Regions from separate parts of the Homo sapiens genome. Here region 2 is linked to region 1. The links are chromatin loops, found by intact Hi-C in ENCODE. Cell type or tissue: sigmoid colon. All regions are shown on one strand. Links, peaks and the distances in the headings refer to the core of each region. The heading gives the core; the rest is flanking DNA.

Evidence for each region. Hi-C counts contacts between places; a loop is a spot of excess contacts. Peaks named below come from ENCODE experiments on the same cell type or tissue, not always from the same donor. Only the 100,000 strongest peaks of a DNase experiment are listed, where the experiment ranks them.
Region 2: a loop joins it to region 1, with 4 times the contacts of the local background. A loop is called at or near these places in 17 of 110 quality-filtered maps.

Annotation. Positions count from the first base shown.
Region 1 is chr17:80,828,825-80,839,307 of GRCh38, reverse strand. It overlaps RPTOR (regulatory associated protein of MTOR complex 1), which reads right to left. Exons shown (of 34, transcript NM_020761.3): 10 at 1,311-1,386. Among named protein-coding and RNA genes, the nearest start is that of CHMP6, 160 kb to the left of the region's middle. RefSeq lists enhancers at 4,373-5,144, 5,914-6,223, 6,690-7,462 and a silencer at 5,869-6,085. In sigmoid colon, for the core only: no CTCF peak of the experiment used is centred there; DNase peaks (open chromatin) are centred at 4,787, 5,126, 5,997 and 6,867; H3K4me3 peaks cover 1,555 bases; H3K27ac peaks cover 1,663 bases.
Region 2 is chr17:80,769,550-80,780,032 of GRCh38, reverse strand. All of the region lies in intron 6 of RPTOR (regulatory associated protein of MTOR complex 1), which reads right to left. Among named protein-coding and RNA genes, the nearest start is that of CHMP6, 220 kb to the left of the region's middle. RefSeq lists enhancers at 60-560, 4,816-4,885. In sigmoid colon, for the core only: no CTCF peak of the experiment used is centred there; DNase peaks (open chromatin) are centred at 5,232, 5,802, 6,292, 6,702 and 1 weaker place; H3K27ac peaks cover 434 bases.

The sequences.
Region 1 (10,483 bases), core at 1,037-9,036:
TGGGAGGGTAACAGAAGATTATAAAAAAGAAAGCCCTCTTAAAAGGCCGTTTTCCCAGTCATCCCACCCGTGGGACATGTCAAAATCATCTGAGGAGTTAAAACACCCCACACAGGCACATCACACACACCTCATGCACACCCACTCACGCGTACACACGCACGCACGCAGGCACACCCAGGCTCCCGACTGCATGTGTTAAAAGCTTCCCTGACGGCTGTGGTGTGCACTGAAAGTTAAAAGTCTGTGCAGTGGACGGAACCTTCCTGACCATCGGTGCCCCTGCCCTGGGCTGGAGGGTGGCATCCTCACATCAGTGACAGCTGGCTCTGGGGCAGTGCCTGCACATGAATTCCCAAGGGCCCTGTGCTGGGCTCTGTCCAAAGCACTTTTCTTACATTAACTCCCTTTGTCCTTCCAGCACCCCTGGGGTTGGATACCACCATAATCCCTCCCTTAAATGAGGAGACGACCAAACTTGCCCTCGGTGGCAAAGCTAGGCTCTGTGGCTCTGGAGCCTGACACGGTGGTGTCTCAGGTGTGGCCCCAACGGGAGGCGGGGATGCTGGTCCCCTCCTGCCTCTGCCCAGGCTGCCGCCTCCCCCATCCCTGGCCTCCCCGTGTCTGCCGCGCCCTCTTGCCGATTGCTCCCTTGCATTCTGCACAGATGTGAGAGGCTCCTCTTTCCTCACGGGTTTCTGGAGGGCAGGGCCTCCGTCTTATTTATCTATTTTCAGACTTGGCGCCTCACGTAAGGCAAAAGCTCATTAAGAAACCACGAGGGGGTCCTAGGGAGCTGCCGCGAAGGCCCGGGGCCACCCTCACTTGCAGGTGCGGCGACTAAACCCAGGTTCCGCCGTAGGGTGGCTCAGCTCTCCAGCGCCCGTGCAGTGCGGCCGGGGGCAGAACGCCCTCCAGGGTTCAGCACCAAACCCCCCGTGGGTCACTGTCCCACAGGGCTGAGAGTCAGAGGCCTGGGGGAGATCCACAACGCGTCTGTGGTGAAAAGGCTAGAAAGTGTAACAGGATCACCACTCACAGGGAGTGAGTCCGCATTAAGAAAAGTAGATCTGTAATAGCAAAATTTTGAGATAGGACTGTTTTAAAAGTTGATTCTTTCAAAGTTTAACTTTAAACCCTGGTTGACTCGATGTTTTAAACTCTGGCAACTACATTTTTTCCAGGCAGGTGAACAAAATCTGACACCCGAGAGTCCTGGGCACCACCCCCAGTCTGGGGGCTTTGCAGTCCAGGTGCCCAGAGAAGTGGCTGCCGCCGCGGATGCACAGGGTGCCCTTGGAGGGACTCACCCGAAACGCAGTGCCTTCCTCGATGATCGTCGGCAGCTGAGACAGACAGATGTCAACAGCCAGGTCCCAGGCTTGCCTGCGGAGAGAACAGAGGAAATCCACTGAGCATTATGGACGGGCTTCCACACGAGGCCACTTCACAGGGCACAGGAGGAGCCGGCTGAGCCTGGGCAGCAAGGGTCTGGGCGGAGGCCACGGCAGCTGGTGGGGGGCATGTTTACGGTTTCACTGCTGTTCAGATTTGGGCTGCAGAAGACGTCCGAGGGGAGGCCAGGAGAGAGTGCAGGCCGGGAACGCTGGCGCTGCCAGCATCCTCACCATTTTGTCACATTTTTTCTCTTTAAAATAAAATAAGAAAAAAAGCCTGGAAAAATAAAGGAATGCTTCCCATTTTCTGCTGTGGCTTCTGACTGTGACTTGAACCCATGTACTGGCAGCCCACGTGTTCTAAGCAGCTGTGGTCCCTGCGCAGGCTCTGATGGGGCAGCGTCCTGGAGGGACGCGGGAGAGACACCAGGGCCAGGCCCAAAGTGCCTCATCAGGAGGGGTCGGCATGCAGTCAGGGAAAGGAGTCCTGGCGGTCAGGGCTGAGCTCTGCGCTGTGATGGTGCCGTCAGGCCCCTCCCTGTCCCTCCCTTGCCTCCCCCCTGCTGCTCCCTGGTGTGGACAGCCACCTGCTCAGTCAGTTCCTGCTGCCTCCCTGTGGGTCTCACCAGGCACCCTGCAGTCTGGGGTCTCCTACCATGCATAGAGCTGCTCCCCCCAAGCCACAGTGGCTCCACAGATGACCCCGGTGATGTGCTTCCCCTGTCGAGACCCCTTGTCACAGTAACCGACCACACTGTCCCTCTTGAGTTCTCCCCCTTGGACATTATGAGGCTTTCTCCTCCGGCCTCCTTCCCGTCACGGTGAACGTGAGACAGCCTCCTCCCCGGGCTCCCGACCCCGTCCTTCAGGGCCGCACTGCTGCAGCTTCCACAGCCCTTTCCCTGCCTGCTCTCATCCTTGCTCAGGGCGCCCAATGCCACCTGCTCACCGACACCCCCAGACGCTATTTAAAATAGCCTCACACCTCTCCCCAGAGCTCCACACCCCAATTCTACTGTAGGAACAGCCGGCAGTCTGAATTGGACCTCACACCTCCAGGCCAGTTCCTGGGATTCCCAGGTGTAGGCAACAGCCTTATGGGGCACCCCCAGCCACCATCGCCACTTTCCTGACATGGCCTTGTCAGAGCCTCGGTGTTGTCCTAACAGCCCCCTCCCAATGGGCCCCTCTGCCGGCACCTCCCTCCAGGCCAGCTGCCCTGTGAGCTTTCTCGGAGGCTCTAACACAGCCCCCCTAAGCCTTTCTGTGGCTCTGGCCTTCTCGTGGTACCCCAGGCCTGGCACACCCCAGCACCTCTGACATCTCTAGCCCTGTGGCAGAGGGACAGCAGCTGCCTCTGACCGACCCCTGCTTTGTGTCAGCTGCTCTACAAGGACACTGTGAGGGAGACATGATCATGAGACTGTTTCACCCTAGAGAGACAGCCACGCGCCCAAGGCCGCAGAGCCACACGCTGAATTACAGACATCCTGCAGGTGCCCTGGCATCCAGCCGTACCCAACTTCTTTCCCAGTGCCAGGCACATAGCAGGCTTTCAATATGCATTGGCTAAATGAGAGTGAGGGCGAGCAGGAAAGCACCCTCTGTGCATGAGCAGCCCCGTGTGACTTTCGAGAAGGAGAGAGGGAAGAAAAGATCTGACCGGGAGCCATGAGCCTGGGCTCTGCTCCCAGCTCTGCTACCCACTAGCTCCGGCCCAGGGAGCGGCTGACCTGCCTGCCTCGCTGCCTCGCCCGGAGGATGAGGGCCTGACCAGGGAGCCCGTGTGGGAGGCTGCTTGGTGAAATTCAGCGTGTGGCTCTGGGGCTCTGGGCGCGTGGCTCTCTCTCTAGGATCCGTTTCACCATCTGTGAAATGGGCTTATGATCATGCCTCCCTCACAGCGTCCTCGTAGAGCGGCTGACACAAAGCAGGGGTCAGTCGGAGGCAGCTGCTGTGGCCCCGCCACAACATCCAACATGAACTCTCAACTGGAAGTGAATCATCACCTCGCTCTCAGCACAGCCACAGAACACAGTCTTGATCTCCGCGGATACAGGTTGAGTATCTCTTCTCTAAAATGCCTGGGACCGGAAGTGTTTTGGGTTTCCGATATTTTCAGGTTTTGGAATATTTGCATATACATAATGAGATATCAGGGGATGGGACCCAAGTCTAAGAGTAAACTCCATGTATGTTTCATATACCTCTTACACACACAGCCTGAAGCGAATTTTACACAATTTTGTGCATGAAACAAAGTTTGCGCCCGCAAGGTCGGGAGGGGAACTGTCCACCTGTGGCAGCGTGGTGGCCCTCACAGAGTTTCGGATTTTGGAACATTTTGGATTTTTGAATTAGGGACACTCAACCTTCGTCGTAGGGATGGAGGAAGGACAGCAATCCCTTCAGCCCTACTCTCCCTTTCTGCTAGAAATATGTTCCTTGTGGAAACCGAGTGATGATCAGTATACTGGATTCTGCTTCTAGCACTGCGCTCTCTTCTCCTGGGTAATTTTCTAAGAGACTCGAGGACTCTGTGTTATTTTTTAGGTTAATGACACTCCGTGCTGCCGTGTCAAAGGGCATATTTTCTCAATGTCTTAGTAAAGGACCAAAATGAGAATGAAAAATGTTAAAATCCAGAAAAAAAAGTAAAAGTTTAAGATGAACAAAGGGACTAAAGAGCAATTTTTCACTTTCAAATATATGAAATATATTTCAATTTTCCCAAGACTGGCCCTCTTTGCACAAACATGCCCTTCCCCTGCCAACAGAGTTAAGAAGCAATCAGGAGATAATCAAAAGGCCTCAAAGTACGTGCAATAAATAGCTCCCATATGCCCAGTAAATCCCCAGCTGCAGGCAAATGGTATTCAGCAGCATTGAGGGAGATTTTACTCTTTGTTAAGACAGAAGCAAAGTCAATTATTGCAATTAAACTCTATAAAGATTCCTCGAATTTAATCAAATAAAAAGTTTCTGCTTCAGGAGTTAGAAGAAAGTGTGTGCAAGTTAGGGGAGGTGGAGGCGAGAGGAGGGCAGAGAGGGTGTCCGGGCCGTGGGCCGAGCAGACCAGCGTGGCACCTGGTGTGGCCTCGGTCAGTGCTGGGCAAGGCGCCTTTGGAACCATGCCTCCCGGAAAGCCTATTCGCACGTTCTCCAAGGCCCTCGCTTGGTGTTGAAGGCCTGAACTGCACTGGAGACATCGCTCAGCACACCGGACAGGATGCCGCCCAGCAAAGCTGTGTCAGAGCCACGGGTGACAATCTCTCTCGGACACGTGACCCATGTTGCTGCAGTGGGACATGTGCTCCTAAAAGGCTGGGGGCCCACTTGGATCCAGCCCCGGGGTGGGAGGCGGGGACTGACCCAGCTCCACATTTCAGACCAGAAAAGCAGCCCCAGATGGTTCTGGTTTCACTGATGCACAGAGGCTCAGGAGGCTGCGGGGATGACACAAAGCCCAGGAGGAAGGGCTGTGGCTCGGCGCCCAGACGATGCACGGAGGCTGCTCGGGGCCGTCCGGCTACCCAGGGCTGTGGACTCGAGGCAGAGCTGTCTACATGAGAGGAGGAAAATAACTTTGTTCAAGTACTAATGAGAAGAAAGGATGTAAAAGAACGCCTACAAACCGCTGAAAGACAAGCGCTGGAACCCGATTATCAGCACACAGTGAAGCGGCCCTGAACCTCAAGCCACAGCTCGGCCTGGGCCCGAAGGACAGCCCCACTCAGAGCAAGGCAGGGAAGACGGAGGTACTGGGAGGAGCTTGCACCCTGGCACCGCCTGCTGAGCAAGCCAGAGGCCCTCTCGGGGCCGTGGGTGGTTTATTTATTTATTTATTTAACCAAATTACAGGGCCAGATTACCCATTAAATTCTAAAATCGCATGGCAACCTTTTGTTTTGTTTTGTTTTTTGAGACGGAGTCTCACTCTGTCACCTATGCTGGAGCGCAGTGGTGCGATCTTGGCTCACTGCAACCTCCGCCTCCCGGGTTCAAGTGATTCTCCTGCCTCGGTCTCCTGAGTAGCTGGGATTACAGGAATGTGCCACACGCCTGGCTAATTTTTGTATTTTTAGTAGAGACGGGGTTTCACCATGTTGGTCAGGCGGGTCTCGAACTCCTGACCTCAGGTGATCTGCCTGCCGTGGCCTCCCAAAGTGCTGGGATTACAGGCGTGAGCCATTGCACCCGGCCTGCACGGCAACCTTTTAAACAGCAGAACAACGGTATTCTCTAATGAACATTTATCTGTTGATTAAAACTGGCTGCATTTTCTACGGTAAAATCAACACACACTTGCAGCTCTAATTTGGGATTCCCAGCTAAAGACAAGTGGGAAAGTGGGTCCTACGTACACACGAGAGGCCATGGTGGTGGGCTTCGGCGGCAGCAGCCAGCCCTGTGAGGTTTGGCAGCACACGACAGCAGAAGGTGGGAGGGGACCGGGAAGGTGTCTGGATTAGCACTTCCCACAGCCTGCGATCAAGCTGCCTGGAGAAGCAGGGCTGGAGTGCTGGAGTGCAGATCTGAGGGGAGGAGGCTGTGATTAGCTGTGACCAGCTCATCTGCATCGTGGGCTCCTCCCCCCCAGCAGCTGGGGGCAGAGGGACTTTCTAAGCTGTTGGCTGTTCTGATGAGTCACTCGCCTGGAAAACATGTCATCCAGGCAAGAGCTGGGTTTTCAGGAAACAGCCCTGAGATGGCGGGTGCCCAGGAGGTGGGCTGGAGGAAAACCGTCCAAGTCCAAGTCCGCACAGCCTCCATCTGCGCTGATCAGTCAGAGCGCGCCCGCCCCGGGAACGGAAAGCACGGGTTATTACCGCAGAGAAACGCAGGGTTTCAGGACCCCTGAAATTGAAAGTGAAGGAGAATGACTCCCCGGTGACTTTGCATCAAACATTAAACAGAAAGCCGGCTCTGAGTATTCATTACTGCCGCGGCCTGAAGCAAAGTGTAAATGCAGATGACTTCATGTTTTAACCTCAATGTTTGTTAGGCTTTGTTCCCTCTTTCCTCTTGCTAAAAATTCAACCTCTCCATCACCACCCAAGGAGTATAATAGCTAGATTGTACATTATTTATTCCAAATGCTCTTTTCTGCTATCTTTCCTGTGTGCTCCCTGGGGATGTACACACTTTGGTCTATTGATGAGGGGAGGAGAGAGCTCTGGGCATTGTTTTCGTGGCAGACAGCCCTGCAGAGCCCCCGGTGATGCTCCCATGGTGAGGAGCCCACCTCCACAGCAGCTCAGTCCTCAGTTGCAGTTGGCAAAATCTAGTAACAGAGGAGAGCACGATTCTGTTTCTGAGCCGAATGTTCTCCGTCTGAGCGTCTGAAACCACTCCTCACTCCTTTGTGCCTCCCTCCCTGCCCTTGTTAAGGAACAGCATTGGAGCTGGGACATGCCACTCAAGGTGGAGGCCACATTCCCTCCCTCCCTGGATGAGGCTGGACCAGACACTGCCACAGGACAGGGGGGCGATGGGCATGTGAGCTCCAAGTCTGTCCCCCAGGCCTGAGCTGCCTCGTCCACTCCTCGCGGCCTTCCCACCTGCGGGAATGTTGCTCCAGTGGCCAGCACGAGCTTCCACGGGGGATGGAAGCCTCCAAGACAGGAGCCGCCTGCACCCTGACACCTGGGGCCACGGCAGCCTATGCTGCCTATGCTCACACATGCCCATTTGTAAAGCCCCTGGATCACGGGTTCCCAATGAATGGGTGTTTCAACTAGTACACCTAACTACCTCCAGGGAGAAAGGCAAACCATTCAATGGAGTTTTTCCACACTAACCCAGCCGGTGTCTCAAGAGCGGTGTTGGCTGCATGCCCTCCGTATCCACCTGGCTCAAGCCCTTATAGCCAGGCACCAACATCTTCCTCATCTCTGGCTCAGCATAAAGGCCCTCCACAATCAAGACCAGTACCAAGTCTGTGTGGTTACGCCTCCCTAAATCTGCAACATGGTAACATGGTGGAATGGACTGGCTTCTTGTTAAATTTTACTGTGTGCACAGTGATACACAGGGATACACGGTGACATACAGGCACACACAGGGATACACAGTGACACACAGGGATACATGGTGACACACAGGGATACACGGTGACACACAGGGATACACAGTGACACACAGGGATACATAGTGATACACAGGGATACACAGTGACACAGTGACACACAGGGATACACAGTGACACACAGGGATACATAGTGATACACAAGGATACACAGGGAGATGCTGCTGCCCTCTGTGGAAGTTCACTGTCATCAGAGATCTGACATCTCTGCCTCCAGAGCCTCGGCGGGATTCCGATGGACAGTGATAAAGTCATGCATGAAATTCATCACGAGCAGCAAGGACTGCTCATATCTAAGAAGGCCTGGGGTTTCCCAGTCTTCCAGAAGCCTCCCTCCTGTGTCCAGACTAGTAAACTCACTCGTGTTAAGGACGTGGTGAGAGTGTCTAAGAGTTAGAATTAGACTTCGAATGTTAACACGCCTAGGACAGAGTGGAGGTAAAATTCTGCAATAACGGACTCCACAGAATCAAATGCCTTATTGGAGGGGGATTTTCTCAGGGTGACATGGACTGAGGAATCGTCTCAGCCTCCGTGGGGAATGGAGAGGAGGCAGTGCTGGGGCCTGGTCTCTGGGCAGTGCAAGGGCAAGTACATGCCTTTCTGAAACCCGGGAAGGACGTGGAGCTAGTGCAAGCCAAACCTCTGTGCTTGCCTCTCCTCCCTCCTAAGCACCTTAATTGTGTAGCGCATTTGGGAAAACACACATCGGAACAACACACGGCTGCTATGGAATCTCCGCTGGGAAGCAAAGAGCTGCTTTAAAATGATGTTCCCTATTGGGCGCGGTGGCACACACCTGTTAATTCCAGCACTTTGGGAGGCCAAGGTGGGAGGATTGTCTGAGCTCAGGAGTTCAAGACCAGCCTGAGCAACCTGGTGAAACCTCATCTCTACAAAAAATACAAAACAATTAGCTGGGCGTGTGCCTGTAGTCCCAGCTACTTGGGGGTCTGACGTGAGAGGATTGCTTGACCCTGGGAGGTTGAGGCTGCAGTGAGCCAAGATCACACCACTGCACTCCAGCCTGGGTGACAGAGCGAGACCCCGCCTCCGAAAAAAAAAAAAAAGATGAAAATGATGCTCCCCATCATGGGAAGCCTCTGCCATTCCTGAGGAGCAGTGCACCTGCGATCTCACCTCAACTACCAAACTCCTTTCGAAGCCACTGGAGCAGCGCACCTGCGGTCTCACCTCAACTACCAAACTCCTTTCGAAGCCACTGGACAGCAGCGGCCCGTGCAAGATGGCCCAGCGCGGGGGCACCGTGGGGCGCAGCAGCCCGACGCCGTGAGAAGGCCGTGCGTGAGTGGCTTTGGCAGAGCACCTGGAAAGGGCCTTTTACAAACTGTCAGCACTCAGAATTGGGGGGTGGTCTACTACCGTTAAAGTCATTCCGATAAATTTTCTGCACACATAGTGAACTGATACAGACTGAGAAACCCCCATTTTTTGACATAATGTTTTGGTGGCAGTGAGAGGAGAGGAAATGAGAGAACTGGGTGGAGCTGGAGTTGGGGCGGGGCGGGGTCGGAACTGGTCAGTGGCCAAGGTGGCAAGTCCACCTCAGTCAGGTTTGTTCTCTGGAAACTGAGGCCAGTGGAGCTGCCCTGACTCCAGGAAACCAGGAAGATGCCACAGAACAGAGAAGCCAGCGGGGAGAATCTGTGTACACCTATAGCGTGGGACCTGCTGTCCCGGCTCCTGACCAGCCAGACCACATTTCCAGTCTTTCTTCTCCTACGAGGATCTAGGATCTTCTCCAAATCTAAAGCCCAATTTTTACATTCAATTCCCTATCAAAGTTGGCTCATGATATAATTTTCAGCATTAAATGGAACTGACTCGTGTTTACTTTTTAGCTCTAGATTCACGCTGGCATCCTTGTTGCTGAAAACCTACCCCAGAGAACATGTGTAAAATGCAAGTGATTCTCCCTGAATTCACATCATCATTGATTTCTGTACAAAGAACCCTTTAATATTACTTATTTGGCACTTCCCAGCATAGAAAGACAAGAAGACACGATGTCAGACCTTGCAGAAAATATCCCTAACTAGAGAGGACCCTTGGACACGCACAGGAGGGGCTGAGGAAGAAGAGTGGGGGAAGCATCCTGAGACTCGGCCACAAGTCGCCGTGGACGCCGCCCTCTCCATGCACGCGGCACTGCCATGTCTACGGGCCGCCCCCCATGCTGGGAGCCGAGGCACCGAGGGCTTCACTGAAGCCTCTGTCCCTAGGGGTTCATGGCCCAGCTTGGAACAGGCAGGCTACAGGCCGCTGTCTGGTTGGATGTGTCGGGTTGGATGTGTCTGGTTGGGCTCGCAGAATGTTTTTTAATGCCACGTTAGATATCAACATCTAATAATCAGATAATTAAAAATGAAAATATGAACTTTTGGCTACTCTATGACTGGCAACTGTGGGCCAAAACCGCCCCGCAGAGCCCCGGTTGGACTGAGCACAGCCCGGGCGCTGCCCTACCCATGCCCGCGCCCTCCTGGACACCAGCCCCGTCTTTCTGCTGTCTGAAAGCCCCCACGCCTGCCTCTTAGGCCACTCTACCAGTCATGATTCTCCTCATGTAAAGAAGTATGTAATGATTTCTTCTGTGTGTCTCTAGTTCTGAATTTATGAACAATAATGCCTTAGCCATAAAGACTCTATTTTTAAAAATTGCTTTTAGTGCTTCGAAGGCTTAGAAAATCTACAGGCAGACTTTTAATTAACCAAAGTAATATCTATCAATTTTTAAAATGGAGAACCATCACTCCAATTGTACCACCCTGGCACAAGCATCATTAATGTTTATTTATAAATCTGTTTAGTGTTTTATTGCTGTGTGTACTATGTATTTTAACATAGATATTAACTATATTGCTGATGCAATTTGGTGTTCTGTTTCTCTCATTTAACATATATTTTGCATACTCATGAATAAAATTTTAAGACTGCTTACATTTTCTTTTAAGTATCCGTTCTGAATTTACGTTCC
Region 2 (10,483 bases), core at 1,542-9,541, 60 kb after region 1:
AGGAGCGAGTTTCCCACAGCAGATGAGAGCCGCAACAGCATGGAGTCGGGCCAAGGAGTGGAGCCTGGGTACCCCCGACTCCTGCAGAGCCTTAAGCCACCGCAAAAACTGGGGGCTAAGGAAGAGCACCCCGAGAACGGAGCTCACTCCTGGCATTCTGGTGGCAAACAAGTGAACTCACATAGATTTTCCAATGAACTTGGAAATGCACACTGCGTTGTTCAACATGCTTGAAACACAGTTTGTCCACAGACTCCTGAACTAGCTGGGGGGTGGGAAACTATGCCAAGAGCTGGTTCAATCTGTCCCACTTGCTGCTTTTATCTGCTTGTGTTCCTGGTCTATGGTTGCGACGCTAGGTCAGCAGCCTCCAGACATGCGCCACTGAGGGTCTCTCCCAACCGCCCTTAAGAGGCTTCCGCAAGCAGATGAACCCCACTGTGTCGGAGGGGCAGTGCCTGCGGTCACGGAATTGCACATCTCAATGTTCACACAGGAAAACTCCGACCGCGACGGAATCTTATCCCCCACCTGTGACGACGTCAGTGCACGTAGGCACGGCAGAAGCATGAGGAGATCCGCACGCTGCTTGCGCCAAGGAGTTCCTCGCCGACTGCAAGTCTCTCTCTTCGGTTCTCCCAGAAAGCCACGGAGGCGCCACACTTTCACAGGACAAAACAGTTGCCTGTTGACCTGGCCAGAGCCCTCAACAAGACACCAGACAATGGGAGGACAGTGAGAGTGTCCTGGGATGTATTTTCATTTACCTCATGGACAATTTTGGTGTTTCTACAGGCAGAAGTTGAAACCACTGAATGGAAAGCCAGCTTACGGGCGCACACATGAGCTCCAGCCCTCATGCCTAGTCCGGCAGGACCATTCAGCTTGGGGTCTGTGATGAGGCTGAGGACAGCCATGGGCTCAGAAGGTGCATCTCAGCCCACGGCTGTGTTTCTGTATCAATTAACAGCACGGCTTCTCCAGTGACTATGACAGGTACAAACTGTATGTCTTGGTTTTGTGCTAAACCACAAAGATATGGTCCAAACACCTGGCGATGTCCAGTCCATGCCAGCACACAGATGTTTGGTTCCAAGACAACCAAGAGCAAAACCCATTCGCAGGCGCCGCGGCCAGACACCGCACATGAGGTGCCACGACAGTTGTTCCTTCTCTGAGGTCTCGTGATTTTACCGTCCTGATCCTCAGTCAATATTTTATTCTTTTAAGAGACCAGGTCTTGCCCCACTCTGCTGTGTGGGCTGGAGTGCAGTGGCATGATCTCAGCTCACGGTAGTGGTGAACTCCCGGGCTCTAGTCATCCTCCTGCCTCCTTCTCCCGAGAAGCTGGGACCATAGGCGCACCACCATACCAGGCTAATTTTTTGAAGAAAGTTTGGTACAGACTGGGTGTTGCTATGTTGCCCAGGCTGGTCTCAAACTCCTAGTCTCAAGTGATCCTCCCGCCTGGGCCCCTTGAAACGCAGAATGACCATTCTTTAATCGTGTGGGGTGTATGGAAAATGTGATGAAGAAAAACACAAAAGAATTAAAATGGAAGGAAAACTTTAGAAAGACTATTTCTTTGTGATTTTTCTAACTGCTGCTTTCAAATGAGATGGGAAAATGACTGTTCCAAAGGGTGCCAAGCAGATAAACAGCTGATCATTTTCCTTCTTCAGAGCTCCTGGGTTGCATTCGGTTTGCTAAGGAAGAACATAGGATTAGGGGAAGCAGTTTCACATACCCTGAAGGAGGTTAATTTTCTATCTGACATCAATTTTTATCTGTCATTAACATCAGGCTCCTAACAGCGGCTCCCAAGATCAGAGATGTCACTGGCCTAGCACCTTGCGGCACAGAAAGAGTGACTCGGTGTGATTTTAAAGTAATGTTGGTAATTTGATTAATCCATGAAAAACAGTATTTTTCAGAGTTGTTATATGATCAAAGTAAAATGGCAAACTTTTATGGTATGGAGTAGATACAAATGCCCTTAGGTTTTGTCTTTTCCCATTTGATAAACTGCATAATGAAATAACACTTTAACCCCAGCCACGGATGCTCGCTACACAGAAACCTGCTAGGGAAAGAGCTCCTTCCCTCTTCAGCCTCTGGCGTTCACCTTTTCTTTATACAGTTCCAAAGTCACTCCAGCAATACATCTATTTCTGCCATTCCTGCAGAAAACATTCTCAAAGTTAAAAATAGATCCAAAAGTCCAAGCTATGCTTATTTAAGACTTCATCACACCATTTACAAAAATTAACTCAAAACGGACCAAAGGCCTAGACGTAACAGCTAAAGCTATAAAAGTGCTGGAGTCGGCGCAGGCGTCAAACTTCATAACCTTGGATTAAGCAACGGCTTCTTAAACATGACACTAAAAGTACAGGTGACAGCAACAACAAAATAGATAAGATGGACTTTACCAAAATAAAATAAAACTTTCCCACCTCAAAGGACTCCATCTCAAAAAAAAAAACAACAAAGGCCAATAAGCCCATAAAAAGATGCCTGATGTCATTAGTCGTTAGGGAGATGCAAAGCGGAACAGTGAGATACCACTTCACACACAGCAGGACGGCTGGAATGAAGACATACCAGAGACACTTTCTCTAGTCCTGCTTGAATATTCAAGTTTTTAATAGTTTTCAACCACATATCTAAAATTATCCGTAAATTTCGAAATAACATGAAACCAGGTGATCTTTACTATCCAGATGACCTTTCCTGTCTCTTCCTCCCACACTGGCCTCCGCTCCCCCTTCACTTTCTTTTTTCTTTTTTTTTTTTTGAGAGGGTCTTGCTCTGTTGCCAAGACTGGGAGTGCAATGATGCCATCTTGGTTCACTGCAACCTCCGACTCCCTGGTTCAAGCGATTCTCCTGCCTCAGCCTCCCCAGTAGATGGGATTACAGGTGTGCACCACCACGTCCAGCTAATTTTTGTATTTTTAGTAGACAGGGTTTCTCCATGTTGGTCAGGATGGTCTTGAACTCCCGACCTCAGGTAATCTGCCCACCTCGTCCTCCCAAAATGCTGGGATTACAGGCGTGAGCCACCACGCCCGGCCTCCCCCTTCACTTCCTGATCAATAACTCAGCACTTGGGTTCACCAAAAAGATTTGGTCCAGATGTCACACTGTGGGGCCTTCTCTGTCTCCGGCCTTGTAATACTGGTCGGTCCAGATGTCACTGTGGGGCCTTCTCTGTCTCTGGCCTTGTAATACTGGTCCTTTCTTGCAGTCACGTACAGGACCTGCAGAATACAGTCTTTCCCCTGCAATATGCAAAGTAAGGAACATTTTCTCTCTGAAAATAATGTTGTGTTGAAAATGACACTTTCATATATGTGTGATTTGGGGCCGTGTAATTAGAGCAACCTTTTAGTAAAGAAGTTTGGCAGCGCCGGGCACAGTGACTCACACCTGTAATCCCAGCACTTTGGGAGGCCGAGGCGGACGGATCACAAGGTCAGGAGTTCAAGACCAGCCCGGCCAGCATGGTGAAACCCCATCTCTACTAAAAATACAAAAATTAGTATTGGGCATTGTGGTGCACACCTATAGTCCCAGCTACTTGGGAGTCTGAGGCAGGAGAATCGCTTGAATCCAGGAGGCAGAACTTGCAGTGAGCCGAGATCACGCCACTGCACTCCAGCCTGGGAAGACAGAGTGAGACTCCATCTCAAAAAAAAAAAAAAAAAAAGGAAGTTTGGCAAAAGATATCAAGAGCTATATACTTTGACCTACTGATCTTATTCCCAGAAACATATTCTAAGAAATAGTCCAAAATAAGAAAATATTATTATTTTTTTCTTTTAAGAGACAGGATCTTACTCTATGCTATGTTGCCCAGGCTAGAGTACAGTGGCACAATCATAGCTCATCATAACTTTAAACTGTTGGGCTCAAGTGACCCTCCCATCTCAGCTTTCCACGTAGCTGAGACTACAGCTGCATGCTACCATGGACAGCTAAGGAAGGTTCTATGTACCGCAAAGATGAACAGGAAAAAACTCCTTGCAAGCACTATAATTTTATGAGAGGGAAATGATTAAGTAATACTGTCTATAAATGTGATGGAATACTAAATTTGAAAATATCAATAGCAATATAAAATCAGTGATCTTCAAATTAAAAACAATACAAAATATATTTAATTCCAAGTAAGTAAAATTATGTGCATATATGGACAAATGTATGAAGAATATGGAATAGCAAAAACAGTGGATTCTGGGTAATTTTTCTTTCATTTCTTCCTTTTCATTGTTTACTGTTATAATATTATTTGTGCAATAAATTAAAAGATAGCAAAGGCTCCCTCTGGGGTTCTTACAATGATGGCTATTTCTGGGTCATGTGGTTTGACAGCCAAACGTGGGGGCTGTCTGTTTTTCATCCTGTGCCCAACAATGCTGCACCTTTGATGGGTTAGGCATAAGCCAGTATTTCTGAGCTAAAAAGAAATTTGATCATCAGTGGGAAACCAGGGCTGGCTCTGCCTCCTTGCTTCTGCTGCACTTTAGTATTTTCAACATTCTCAGCTACCCCCTGAAGCATCTGAGAAGAAGAAAACAACTCAAGAAGCCTAAACTCAAAGTAAAGAAAAGAGAAGACTGGCTGGGTATGGGGCTGACACCTGCAGTCTCAGTACTTTGGAAAGCTGAGGCGAGAGGATCGCTTGAGGCCAGGAGTTTGAGACTATCCTGGGCAACATAACAAGACCGCTACCTGTTCAAAAGAGAAAGAAAGAAGACTAAGAACAAGTCAAAGGGGAAAGTCTCAGGAAGAAAGGAGAAAAACAGCACAGAGAAAATGGCTGAAAACAAGAAGGAAGTGGGAGTAAAAGCCCTGCAGAAAAGGCTTTCCCATCTTCTCCACTGCAGGAAACAGGTGTTCCACCTTTGGGTTGAAGCAGCGGCTGGAAGCCTGGCCCCGGGCCAGGCTTGTGGGGCGGCTGAGGGGCCAGACTTACACCATGAAGATGCAGACAGCAAGACAGTGGAGGACGGACAGACACAGGCCCAGGAGCCCGAGGGAGGAAGGTGCAGAGACTCTGCCAGAGCACGACTACGCACAGGCGGGGCCCGTGGAGGAAAGCTGCATATAAGCAAGCAGCTTAATTACTTGAAAACCTTCCACGGCAGAGGGGCAGAGAAAGGGAATGATGAATGACTTGAGGACAGACACTGTGTCCGCAGCCTCCTTGATTTCTCTGTGGCATCTTACGGTCCCCTGCACACAGCGAGTCCTCAGGAAACACTGCGGGATGTGGCGCCGCAAATGCTACTTTGCACAGCTTCCCAGGGGCCGCCCCCATTACTGTCCCTGCCGAAAGCTCTGTAAAGTCCCCAACGGGAAGCTGGTTCTCGTGTAAAGTACGGCACGGCATCAAGTAAAGTGATAACATGTAATAACTTCAGCTCACGTTGGTGAAGGCAGGCAGCATGGAATAGTGAAAATAATACGGGATTTGGGATCAGAAGATCCGGGCTCCTGTTTGGCTCTGCCATAAATGAAGCTGTCCACCCCAGACGGCCGCACGCGGAGCATCTGGTACCTCATCAGTAACACAGTGATGTTTTATGCACTACGTCTGCTTTGACAAGTCCTGGGTTATTAGTAAGAGCAAATGTGACACCATAAGGGAGAATACTCTGTGGATTGTGAAATATGATACAATTCATACTCAACAGCTTACATGACATTGCGGCTTCCACTTCCAAAGCACTCTCCCGTGCAGCTCCCGCGCCGTCTGTGTCACACCGGAGCGTGAGCATCATCATCACACGGGCGCTGTCGAGAACCGAGAACTCAAGGCGGGTGGAGACGGGACCAGCTTGACATCCAGACTCCCAGAGTCCCCGCTTTCTCAGGATGTCACAGCGCCCTCGAGTCACACCAACAGGAGAGGAGCCTTTTAAAAACTTGAGGTGTTTCTAGTGAACACAATGATCAGTGCTTCTTTCAACGAAGAAATAGAAAAACAGGGAGTGATGGTTTACATTAAAGCCTGACTCAGCCTCGTCCTTTCTGACAGCCCGAGAAGAGGGCCTTTGTCAGGATTCAGCACCATAGCCCCCAGGGCAGGCCGCATAGCCCTGCGTGTCCACCGGGAGCTGTCTGGAGGGAATCAGAAGCGGTCGACGTCTGAGGGAGCTCTGATGCACAACAGAACACACTGAACACACCCAGGCACCAAGCGTTCCTCTTCCAGAAAGAACAGTTTGCTGGCAGCGCCACAGTGACTACACGTCCCCAGCAAGGCTACCCATCAGTCCCACCAGCCTGCCCAAGCGCCTGCCTGGAGGAGGGCCTGGTGCCAGAGGAAGCAAATCCAAATAACATCTAGGAGCCAGCCAGCTCAGAACAAGGCTGCGGGGCTGCCTTGTAAACAAACAGACCAGCCAGCCACTGGTTAACGGTTCCAACCAAGTCCTCGGTGTAAAAAATGCCCCCAGTGGCCTGCCTTGGAGCAAAGCACAGGCACAAATCAAAATAAAGGAAGGGCCTTTCCAACAAACTTTAAGTCCAACAATTGGCAAGGGAGTGAGAAAGAAGAAGAAAAACTGACCTATAAAAAGCAGAGACATTTTAAACGACTGTCTTCCCAGGCACCCCTAGAATATACTGCTTCAACAACCAACGTGGATATTAAAACCCACTGCCAGAGGCGCTATTTACCAGAGTGTGATGTAGCTGCAACTGCAGAGTCTCTGTGCGAACAGAGAAGTCCCCACTAGCTGTGTCTCTACCACAGTCCCTCGGGGCTTTGGTGACAAACTGCAGGTGAAGGGACAACATCCAGGGACATCAACAGCGCCTGCCCACCTGTCCCAAGAGTGGTGGTGCCGCTCCCGGGCAGCCCTGTGTCACTGGCTCAGCCAAACACACTGCTTTCTCCAGTGGGAGAGACCCAGGAACAACTCTGTGCCTCCCAATAGCCCAGTGCCAGCGCATGCCACCTGCAGACACACGGCTCTTTGAGAAAATCTCATTTTAAAAGCCCTGCATGCATGAAGCCACTTAAGTGGTGAGAAGGAGGAGGCAGAAGGTAATGAAGAGAAGAGCGCTCAGGTCAGAAAACCCCGGTTCAAATCGTAGCCCTGGCTCTGCCCCTGTACAGCCCCAGGCGAGTTCACACCTTGATGTCCGGCTGCCACCACTTACCTTTCACTTACACGATGAGGATAATGGAACTATAAAACAGGAATTACTGAGATTAAAAGAAACAAAAAGTCTTAATATGTACCTGGTACATAATGAAAATTAAATACACATTAGTCTGTTCCTTAAGAAGATTTTTGCTTACAAACTCAATAATGACCTCACAGTGCTAGAGCTGGTGCTTTAGTGAATGAAACAAGGTCCAAGCCATTGGATGAGCCGTGTGGCTGGTGAAGCTGCCGCAGGAGAATGGGGGCAGCTGCCCCTCATCAGGGAGGCACTGAAGACCAGACAAGGGCGGGGAGGGTAGGGGTGGGGGACCAGGCATGTGGGGGGGAGGGGAAGGGGAACAGGGCATGTGGAGGGAGAGGAAGGGGGTCCAGGCATGTGGAGGGAGAGGAAGGGGGTCCAGGCATGTGGGGGGAGAGACAGGGGGAACCAGTCATGTTGGGGACAGCACTGGTGGTCCCTGCTGGACTGGGGTCAACCCAGCACCATTTGGGTCAAGTGACAGGGAGGTCTAAGGGCTGCCCAAAACATCGAGGTCTTCTGAAAAATTGCTAGTATTGAGTTTTTGGATGTGATATTAAGGAAGACAATCCAAGACAAAGATGTACATTTATTTTTTAAAAGCAGCCAAACAGTGGCAGATTAAGGCAGGTGAACAGATTTCGACTCTGGCCTGTGTGGTCCAGGCACTCATTCACTACCCTGATACCCGAGGTGCCTCCTCACCTCTATGTGCAGAAATTAGTGTCAGGCCTGTAATCCCAGCACTTTGGGAGGCTGCAGTTGGAGGACTGCTTGAGGCCAGAAGTTAAAGACCAGCCTGGCCAATATAACAAGACCCCATTTCTACAAAAAATGTGAAAAATTAGCCAGGCATGGTGGTGTGCACCTATAGACCCAGTTACCAGGGAGGCTGAGGTGGGAGGATCACTTGAGCCTAGGAGGTCGAGGCTGCAGTGAGCTGTGACTGCCTCGCTACGCACCAGCTGGGGTGCCCGAGCGAGAAGACGGGCACGTCAGATCCAGCAGCAACAGCTTCCCCCATATCGGGGGCGAGGCCTGGAGCTGGGCATGGCGGTGGCTGGCTGAGGGACACGAGGGTTCAGAAATCCTGGGAGATGCCAGCTGGCCTCCACCCACCCCCACCCCACCCAAGTCTGAATGGAGGCAGCAGGGTTTCCTGTGTCATTCCTAAGGCCTCTCAGGTGATACCTTCCTTCCATTACACAGAAAAACAAGAAACACAAACAACCAGGGTAAACACCTGGGGCTGGGAAGGAGAGGGGGCGTTCTAGGTTGAGGAGACCTGATTACAATATTGAGGGCTGGACAGGAAGGGCAGAAAGGCTTGGGAGGTACCCCCTTCCGTCCTGAAGCTTAACTGCACCTGGAGAGAAAGAACTAGGCAATGAGGCCCAGGAGGGCCAGCGGGCGGCGGGAGTGCCCTCTTGCTGGGGTGGACCTTTTGTTTCAGGCATGAGAGGTTTATGCAGGTGTATATGACGAGGAAAGCGCTGGCAGAGGGAGAGCGTGAGGAAGGAGGGATTATCTCAGAGGGGTCAGGATAGTGATCGCTGGATGAGCTGCAGTTTCTCACAGGCAGAAGTACGTCAAGAGGAGGGCCAAGAACACAGCCGTGGGAGAACATACGTCCAAGTGCAGGAAGAGAGGCTGGCCAGAGAGTGGGAGCTTCAGAGAGGCAGCCGCAGACCCCAGGGCAGGGAAGGAGGTGCTGAAGGGGGTGTCCCTTGCTTCAGCTCTGCAGCGGACTCTTCAGGGGCAAGGATTAGGGACAGGCCAGTGAGGCTGACGGCTCAGAAGGCAGCGATCACCTCGATGGTTCCGGGAGAGCTGCTGGAATGGCAGGAAGGCAGGGGACTGCCCCGGGCCAGGAGAGGCAGCACACGCTGTATGCTGGGAGAAGCTGAGTGGTGACAGCAGCGCAAACCAGACACTCTGTCTAAGGGGAAGATGCCCGATTTAAGGAAAGAGGTGGGTGGGCTTAGGTCAGCTGCTTTCTGTGCTTTATTGCTGGTTCTGCTGGGGAAATTTGAGTACAAACATTTGTGGATTGGAAGGTGGGGATCTTGCGGACAGCAAAAGTGAAGACAGGAAGCGTTTGAGGCGGGTAAGTAGGAATTGCAGGTTGAAGGTGCTACCAGCAGTGCGATTTTCCTCTTAGAGAATGCAAACAGCATGGCTTCTTGAACAGTAACAGAGAAGATGTGTTCACAACTGATGATATCGTTGTCCTCCATTAGAAATGGTAGGTGACAGACATACCTGGATCCTGAACCTGCATGTCCATCCGACAGCCACCGCCATGCCCAGTTCTAAGCCTCACCCACACAGTGAGCTGCCCCTGCTGGATGAAATTTGCTCCTCTGTGTCCCCAAATGCCCTGGGCACCTTCCTCAGGAGAGCCCGGACCACGCTGCTGCTGAGATACGAACATGTCTTCTCAAACAGGCTTTCATTTCCCAGAGGGCTGCTACGCTGAGAAGGCACGTCCCTCCTAAAATTCCTGTTGGATCTGAGGACCCGAAGTGACAGTGCTAAGAGGTGGGCTTTAGATGACGGTTACATCCCAAGGCTCCGCCATCCTGAGTGGGATTTTAGCAACCTTATTTAAGGCGGGGGTGCTGGAGGAACATAGCCTCTGCTGCCTTCTGCCTTCTGCTATGTGAGGATGCAGCAGTCCTCCCAGGAGGACACGGGAAAAGACGCCACCTCGAATGCAGAGAACAGCCCTCACCAGACGCCAAACCCACCGATGCCTTGACCTGGGACTTCCAGCCTCCAGAACCGGGAGAAATAACTCTGTTCTTTATAAATTACCCTGTTTCAGGGGCCTGTGCAGCAGCACTAGTGGGCTGAGACAAGGGTGGAGACCCCCGTGTGACTGGCTCTGCAGGCCAGGCCAGCCCTGCAGCTGCACAGCACCTACCACAAAGAAGGCACTGCCAACAGAAGAAATTCCAGCTCGAGCTTCATGGTCACGGACCCCGCCCTCCCTCTCGTGTCCTGGCCACCATCCTTCACTCAGATGCCACACTGGGCTGCTGGTCGAGATGCGTTCAGGCCTCTGAGCAGGTCAGGGTGAGTGCCTCACAATGCCTTTCTCCACCTCCTCTTGCTGGTGAAATTTCACTCATCATAGCGGGTGATACGAGGACACCCCAACAGCAGTGATGCCGCCTCTGCCTCCAAGGCAAGCAGAAGGAGTATCCCTACTCCCTCCTCTGTCTCCAAGAAGAGCACTGATGAGAGGGAGCACCTCTCCCTGGAGACCCTCTTTTCCG